2 separate regions of the Homo sapiens genome follow, and region 1 is linked to region 2. Evidence: chromatin contacts called from ENCODE Hi-C data. All regions are on one chromosome and are shown on one strand. Each heading gives the region's core, a stretch centred on a gene start or an enhancer-like site at or near the end of the contact. The rest is flanking DNA. Distances are from core to core; before and after follow the strand shown.

What was found. A loop is a pair of places that touch in the nucleus more often than their neighbours do. Pooled maps may share reads with other maps.
Region 1: a loop to region 2 is called in a pooled map, with 3 times the contacts of the local background. The contact joins the enhancer-like site here to the promoter of PI4KA in region 2. A Hi-C loop is called at or near these places in 1 of 168 maps with a recorded cell type or tissue (ascending aorta) and 10 of 50 pooled maps.

Annotation. Positions count from the first base shown.
Region 1 is chr22:20,562,453-20,566,490 of GRCh38, reverse strand. MED15 (mediator complex subunit 15) reads right to left here. Exons shown (of 18, transcript NM_001003891.3): 6 at 1,803-2,041; 7 at 1-24. Among named protein-coding and RNA genes, the nearest start is that of MED15, 57 kb to the right of the region's middle. RefSeq lists an enhancer at 1,864-1,913. Within about 2 kb of position 1,995, at least 12 of the 41 ENCODE cell types and tissues checked have a DNase peak (open chromatin) inside an H3K27ac peak, as active enhancers do.
Region 2 is chr22:20,856,471-20,860,736 of GRCh38, reverse strand. PI4KA (phosphatidylinositol 4-kinase alpha) reads left to right here and starts at 1,926. Exons shown (of 55, transcript NM_058004.4): 1 at 1,926-2,167. The coding sequence starts at 2,012. It overlaps SNAP29 (synaptosome associated protein 29), which reads right to left and starts at 1,730. Exons shown (of 5, transcript NM_004782.4): 1 at 1,390-1,730. The coding sequence starts at 1,626. RefSeq lists an enhancer at 999-1,808 and silencers at 1,488-2,247, 2,268-2,317.

The DNA of each region.
Region 1 (4,038 bases), core at 746-3,245, 290 kb after region 2:
CAGCTGCTGTTGCTGCTGCTGTATCTAGAGACAGAACAAGCAGCACTCGGTTATCACTCATCTGCCTCTGTGGCACCAGCTCCTCCCTGTGACAGTCTGGGCCTCAGGAAGCCCAGGTGGCCATCTGCAGAGCCATCAAGAAAGCCTTCCTGGCTGGGTGCAGTGGCTCACGCCTGTAATCCCAGCACTTTGGGAGGCCGAGGCGGGCAGATCACCTGAGGTCAGGAGTTCGAGACCAGCCTGGACAACCTGGCGAAACCCCGTCTCTACTAATAATACAAAAATTAGCCAGGCATGGTGGCTCACACCTGTAATCCCAGCTACTTGGGAGGCTGAGGCAGGAGAATCACTTAAACTGGTGGGGCAGAGGTTGCAGTGAGCCGAGATCACACCACTGCACTCCAGCCTGGGCAACAGAGTAAGAGGCAAAAAAAAGTCTCAAAAAAAAAAAAAAAAAAAAGGCCTTCCTGGGCTGACAGGCTGACCTCTCACTCACACGGGGAGGGGCACATCTCCCACAGAAAGGCTCTGGGCCCCCCGAGGCCAACACCAGCTGCCTTCCTGACACCGGGGAGGCACCAAGTGTGTGCCTGGGCTCTGGTCTACCATTCCACTAGGATGGTTCAAAGGGCATACCTAGAAACTTCAGCAAAAGATGACAAGGAATAGGTACAGCTCCATGGAAGCTAGGATAAAAGCTGGGGCAACTGCAGATTTCTGAAGCCTCTGCAACGATGCTTGCTTTGCCCCTATAGGTCAGTGGCATGAGCCTCACGGTGACGGTCAAGGTCTGCTTGTCAGCAGGAGAAGGAAAAGTGTGGCTGCAGATGCACTGTCAGCTCTGGGAGAGGGGTGCCAAGATCCAGAGAAGCCCAGCTAGCTGAGGCCTGAAGGGGTGGGAGGGTGGTGGGGCCCTTTGGGGCTTTCCTCTCCCAACCAAGACCTGCTGTGAGGGCAGATGTTTAACACGTCTAGACTCTCTATGGAAACCATGGGAAGCTGAACAACTTCTGAGAAGCAGTGCTGCTAACATGACATCACCATCACCTCATGCAACACCAGCTGGAGGTCGACTAACACTGAGCCCAGAACCCAAGACACAGAGGTAAACAGGAGGCACATGTGTCCTCAGCCAAAATGGCCCACAATGGCTCAAGTAGTCCCAAGCCTCAGAGTGTTCGTCTCACTTCTTGCTTCAGCTCACTCTTGTTTGAATCCCTCGCAGCCCCTGAACTACACAGGAGGCCCACCGCCAGATGCCCAAGCCCAAATGGAAGGGCTCGATCACAGAACCTTCCTAGTGAGTCAGGGCCTGTTTCTCCTGCCTGTCCCAGACTTTTGTTTTCCTTTTTTATTTTTATTTTTTTTGAGACGGAGTCTCACTGCTGCCCAGGCTGGAGCGCAGCGGCGCGATCTCGGCTCACTGCAACCTCCGCCTCCCAGGTTCTAGCGATTCTCCTGCCTCAGCCTCTCAAATAGCTGGGATTATAGGTGTACGCCACCATGTCCAGCTAATTTTTTGTATTTTTAGTAGAGATGGGGTTTCACCATGCTGGCCAGGCTGGTCTTGAACTCCTGATGATCCGCCTGCCTTGGCCTCCCAAAGTGCTGGGATTACAGGCATGAGCCACTGGGCCCGGCCTTGTCCCAGACTTTTTGAGAAGCCCATGGAAAAGGGCAGGCACACGTGTCAAGAGAACCCTCGGCTGGCTCCGGGCACTGCACCCAGCATTGTGGCTGATGCCAGCCCAGGGCTCACGCTGCAGGAGGGAGGCCAAGAGCAGGAACAGGGGACCTGGTACCTGTTGCTGATTTTGATGATGCAATTTAATTAGATGCTGCTGCTGCTGCTGCTGCTGCTGGAGCTGCTGCTGCTGCTGCACTACTGCTTGGAACTGCTGCTGCATGGCACTCTGCTGAGCCTGGAACTGCTGCTGTTGCTGCTGCTGCTGCTGCTGCTGTAGCGCCGCCTGCTGCTGCTGCTGGAACTGCTGCTGTTGCTGCTGCTGCTGCAGCGCCACCTGCTGGAGCTGCAGCTGGGCTGAGAAAAGACCAGAGTCGCCAGTCAGTCCACAGGGCAGATTCCCAGAAACGCTGCAGGGCTGCACAGCAAGGGACAAAACAGCCAGCAAAAGCCCCACTGCCACGGCTGCCGCTGGAATCTGAACGTTCCATTTACCACAGACAGAAAGATAGAATACGAAGTAGCATTTGTGTTGATTTTGGGATTTCCTATCATGAGTTACTCTATAATAACCAAAGACAAAAGAAAAGGGACAACTAAGTCTTTTGGATAAATAAGAAGCCTAGACTCTGGCAATCAGTAATCTCCTCTCTGTCTCTATGGATTGGCCACTTCCGGACTCTTTGTACGAATGGCATCGAACATGTGCTCTTTTGTGACTAGCTTCTTTAGCATAATATTTACGAGTTCGCCCATGTCGTGGCATGTTATCAGTTTTTCTGTGTTATTTTTATCGCCAAATAATATTCTACTACACCGATTTCCTGTGATGAACATTTGCGCTGCTTCTACTTTGTGGCTATTATGAAAACTGCTTATATGAACAGTCAATTACAAGATTTTCTGAGGTGAGGTTTCTTTTGGGGTGAACATAAAAATGTTCTAAAATTGTGCTGATGGCTGCACAACTCTGTGGATTACACTAAAACCTACCGAGTGGAGCACTTCAGATGGGTGAATTGTATGCTAATGAGAATTATGTCTCAATAAAGCTGTATTAAAGAAATATAGAGAGATCCTTTGTATACTTTGCCCAGTTTCCTCCAATGGTAACATTCTACAAACTTACAAGGTATCACAACCACGATGTGTGCTCACTTGTGTGGGTGTGTGTACTAAGTTCTGGACAATTTAACCACCTGGGTGGGTTCAGTCACCACCAGTCAATACACTACACAGTCCCCACACCACAAGGATCCCTCGTGTTGCCACCTCTCTCAGCAACCCTGACCCGCAAACTCTGGCAACCACTGCAGCATCCTCCATTTCTAAAATTTTGTCATTTCAAAATTATACATAATATTTCAAAAATGGAACCATACAGTATGAACCTTTTTGGGATCGGCTTTTTACATTCAGCATACAGGTTGTAGTTCTAGCAACAGTACTGCCAGGGTATTCCATGGTACAAGCACCTCACAGTGTGTTTAACCGTCTACATGAAGGACATTTGGGTAACTGTAGATTTGGGCTACCACAAATAAAGCTGCTGTTAAAATTCGTGCATGGGTTTTTATGCGAGGTTTTCATTTCTCTAGGAAAAATACCCAAGAGTGTAACTGCTGAGTTGCATATTTCATTTTGAAAGAAGGTAAAACCACTTTACATTCTCACCAGCAATATATGAGTGATTCAGTTTCTCTGTCACCAACACTTGAGGCTGTCACTATTCATTTTAGCAATTCTGATGGGTGTAAGATTTTTTTTTTTTGAGGTGGGGTCTCACTCTGTTGCCCAGTCTGGACTGAAGTGGTACCATCGTGGCTCACTGCACCCTTGACCTCCTGGGCTTAAGTGACCCTCCTGCCTCAGCCTCCCGAGTAGCTGGAACTACAGGTGCATGCCACCACACCCAACTAATTTGTAAAATTTTTATAGAGACAGTCTCACTTTGTTGCCCAGGCTGATCTCAAACTCCTGGGTTCAAGTGATCCTCCTGCCTCGACCTCACAAAGTGTTGAGATTATAGGCGTGGGTCACTGTGCCTGGCCAAGTGTAAAAAATTTTTAATTTATTTTGTGACAGATTTCTAACTTTATTTGACATTCATAAAACATGTATGACCGGCGGGTCGCGGTGGTTCTCACCTCTAATCCCAGCACTTCGGGAGGCTCAGGCAGGAGGATCACTTGAGGTCGAGTTTGAGACCAGCTTGGCCAACATGGCAAAAACCCATCTCTACTAAAAATACAAAAATTAGCGGGCATGGTGGCACGTGCCTGTAATCCCAGCTACTCAGGAGGCTGAGGCAGGAGAATTGCTTGAACCCGGGAGGCAGAGGTTGCAGTGAGCCG
Region 2 (4,266 bases), core at 677-3,176:
GTCCAAACAAAACTGTTTCATTAGCAGGCTGAAGAGAGACTGTGGTGTACAATAAAGAATCATTCTCGACCGGTATGGTGGCTCACGCCTGTAATCCCAGCCCTTTGGGAGGCCAAAGCGGGCGGACTGCCTGAGGTCAGGAGTTCCAGACCAGCCTGGCCAACGGGGCAAAACCCTGTCTCCACTACAAATACAAAAAAAATTAGCCGGGTGTGGCGGCGCACCTGTAGTCCCAGCTACTCGGGAGGCTGAGGCAGGAGAATCGTCTGAATCCCGGAGGCGGAAGTTGCAGTGAGCCCAGATCATGCCACTGTACCCAAGCAAGGGCGACAGAGCGAGATTCCATCTCAAAAAAAAAAAAAAAAGAAAAAGAAAAAGACCCTCCAGGATCTCGGTCTGTTGCCCATGCTGGAGTGCAGCAGCACGATCTCAGCTAACTGCAACCTCTGCCTCCCGGGTACAAGCGATTCTCCTACCTCAGCCTCCTGAGTAGCTGCGACTACAGGCGCACCGCCACACCCGGCTAGTTTTTTTTTTTTTTTAATTTTAGTGGAGACAGGGTTTCACCATGTTGCCCAGGCGGGTCTCGAACTCCTGAGCTCAGGCGATCCGACGCCTAGGCCTCCCAAAGTGCTGGGATTACAGGCGTGAGTCACTGCGCTCGGCCAGAATAATTGTTATTGAAGGTACTACTCTCTGAAATCTAAGGATGGGAAGAACTGATGAAGATGAGTTGGAGCAACAAACTCTTAACCCGCACACTATTTGTCTAGGATTTGGGAAGTAAAGGTAAGACCCTGGACTCAATCAAACCCAGGCTTTGGTCAACTAGGCAGCTGTCTGGGCTGAAGGGACTTCAATACCTCTATTGGTTGGTTAGGTGGAGATGTCAATGATGCGGGAAGAACTCGTGGACCACCTGCCCTGATGCTTCAGGGTATCACCTGACACTCGCAGGCACATAGTCCTCTCTTTCTGGCTCACTCCGGAAGGAATGGCCAAAACCCTGTGCCAGATTTTGCACAGGAAATAATGTCGAAGAAACGGACTCTCCATTTCCCAAACCTAGGACCTGCTGTTCAGAATTTTTACTCACCTGGACAGAAAATAATCTGGCGTTTCCCCGTGAGCTAGGCGTAAGAAAAAAAAAATCAACGAAGCAGACTAATAGCTAAGGAAGATTTCTGGGGTAAACTGCCCTCTTCAAGTACTCCAGATGCACATACCTTTACATAGTTAACAGATTGTTACCACCATCGAGTCACTAAGGTGCAAGAATCTATGCTAGGCAACTTGAGAATTCTCAAAAGATTGTGAGCAAAACATTTCTCGTCTCCGTTTGACAGCACAGAGACCGGCGAGTCCACACCAGCCCTGCCCCAGGCTCACCTCGGAAGAGGCGACCCCAACCTTCTCGGACTCGTACATGAGGGCCAGGGACCTGCTGGTGCTGGCGGCCGTGGCCTCAGCCCTGCGGAGGACCTCCTGCCGCAAGTACTGCTGCCTGTCCGCGGGCGCGTCGGGCCCGTCGGGGAGGTCTCGGGCGTCCCTCCAAGGGGCCGGCCGGGCGCCTTCGTCCTCCCCGTCGTCGTCGAACGGATTGTAGCTTTTAGGGTAAGCTGACATGGTGCCGGCGCGGCTCTCGGTCTGGGAAACAGAAGGAGGAGCCCCACTGCCGCCGCCGTCCAGGGCCTCGCCCCGCCCGCCGACCCCGCGGTCGTCGCGCGAACTCCTTCCGCGCGTCGCGCGCAGGTGGCCCCGCCCTCGGAGCCGACCATCGCGCAGGTCGGCTGGGGGGGGCCCACATCCGGCGCGCGCAACCGCAGCCTACTGTCCATCCCCTCTCTCCCCTGCAGCGGTGGGCCCGCCCCGCAGCCACGCCCTATCTAGTGTCAGCAACTGAGAGGTCACGTGGCGGGAAAGCCGGATGCACCTACGCCTGCGCCCTGAGGTCGGGCGCTCGCGGGCCAGGAGCGGGGAGCCGGCGGGCAGCGCCGCGGCTCGTGAGGTGATGGCGGCGGCCCCGGCCCGGGGAGGCGGAGGCGGAGGCGGAGGCGGCGGCGGCTGCTCCGGCTCCGGCTCCAGCGCCTCGCGGGGCTTCTATTTCAACACGGTCCTGTCACTGGCCCGCTCCCTGGCGGTGCAGAGACCAGCATCCTTGGAGAAGGTAACGTCGGCGGGCTGGGCCGCGGGCTGACAGGAGGAGGGGCTGGGGTGACGAAGCGTGGAGGCGGGACGAGGGTCTGTGGGAGGCCGAGGCTGGGCTCGCCGGCAGCCTGTGCGGGAGGGGGCGCCTGAGCGGAGGGATCTAGCGGGGGAAGGAGGCCCTAGTGGGAGGGGCTGGTGAAGAGAGAGGGACCGTGGGGGAAGGGTCGGCGGGGCCTGCAGGGCCGCTGCAGGTGGGTGGTTGTGGGATGGGGGTGGGGGATGTGAGCTGCTGGCCCAGGGAGCATCTTGTGACATCGCGGAGGTGGAGGCTGGATCGTGGGCGGCTGTGCGGAGCAGTGGGATGAGCCGAGGACCAGGGGTCAAGACCTGGGGTTCTGCTTCCGATTTCACCTGCTTTTTATTCCGCGACCTTGGGAAGATGGCTTTCTTGTAAAATGGGGATGCTTTTATCTGCTTTGCCGGCTTCACCGGACTGTGGTGACCAGGAGACGAAACACTGTCTTGAAAGTGCTTTGTGACTGTAAACCAACTGCGCAGTGTTATTCTACGAGGCTGGGGGCGTTAGGTTGGGTAAAAGATTGTGCGTTTGCAGAAGGGACAGTGGCAGGGAAAGGAGAGTGAACTGTCAGTGGGCAGAGAAGTGAACTTGGAATTGCTTCAGAAGAGAAAGGTGAAGTCATGCCAGAGCAATCCTCATCTTGGGAGAAAGGTGAAAGGCAACTCAGTGGTGTGCCTTGAGATCTGGAAAGAGACAGATTTTAGAGTGGGACCTGAATTTGTTCCCTGCACTGGCACTTACTTACCATGTCCTCTTGGGTAAATTTAACTCTTAGAGCCTCTGTATCCTTATCTGTAAAATGAGGTTGTTCTTGAGAATTAAATGAGTTCTAGCATAAAGCATCTTGCACAGGTCAAGGCACAGAGTGGGTGAGCAGTAAATGTCAACTTTCTTTGCCCACCCGTGTGCGATGAGACTCAGCACAGTGTTTAGCTCTGAAAGGATGGAATTATTTTCCCACTCAACTTTTTGGCACATGGAGAGAGGATGTTTTCCGACAAGATAAGACAGTGGTGACCGGAGACCAGCCTGCTGCAGTTGGGAGTGGTTTTGTGGCTGTCTGCTGATGGATGAAGCTGAAAGGCTGTTTTAGGCACTTTTGGCAGAGTGACCTGGTCCTTGGCCTTGTCGGTTCTCATATTTGATTTTATCATGCACCTTCGGGGTGAGAAGGTCCCGGCAGATTGGTGCTAACCTGACTTCTAGCTAAAGAGGGAGTACAATGCAATGGAAAGGACATGAGTTTGGAAAATGGAACCTCTGAATTTAAATCCTGTATCACTTGCTTTCACTAGTGTGACTCTAGACAGGTCAGTTCCCTTCTCTGATACTTTGCTATCTTCTGTCAAATACAAGGTAGTACTTCATAGGAGTATTGTGAAGAGCAACAAAAAGGCACGTGGGTACCTAATGTATGAGCACTGTTATCATTAGATAGTCTGACTAATGGAGTGTAGTGCTGTTTTATTGAATCAAACTCATGCTAGCTAGTCAGCACATTCGCTTCTTAGCAGGAGAGCCAACAAATATATCTTATGACTGATTGCTGGATTCTGGGAGGAGAGAGAAGAGAATGCAGTGAATTGGATGATCTTTAAGAAGCTGGTCCTGCAGCTCCAGCAGTGGTAGCACCCTTTCCACTCAGTAACTCAGAAAAGGGCACCTTGAGCTCAATTTGCTTCTTCAGCCATGTTCACTAGTCACGAGAACATTCTGTAATTGCAACATTCTTAGCTTTGTAGTAATAACTGCTTCAGTTGTCAAGATTATATTTTATGATGGGGCACGGTGGCTCATGCCTGTAATCCCAGCACTTTGGGAGGCTGAGACAGGCAGATCACTTGAGGTCGGAGTTTGAGACCAGCCTGGCCAACATGGTGAAACCCTGTCTCTGCTAAAAACCCAACATTAGCCAGGTGTGGTGGCACGTGCCTCTAATCCCAGCTACTTGGGAGGCTGAGGCAGGAGAATCGCTTGAACCTGAGAGGCAGAGGTTGCAGTGAGCCAAGATTGCGCCATTGCACTTCAGCCTGGGTGAC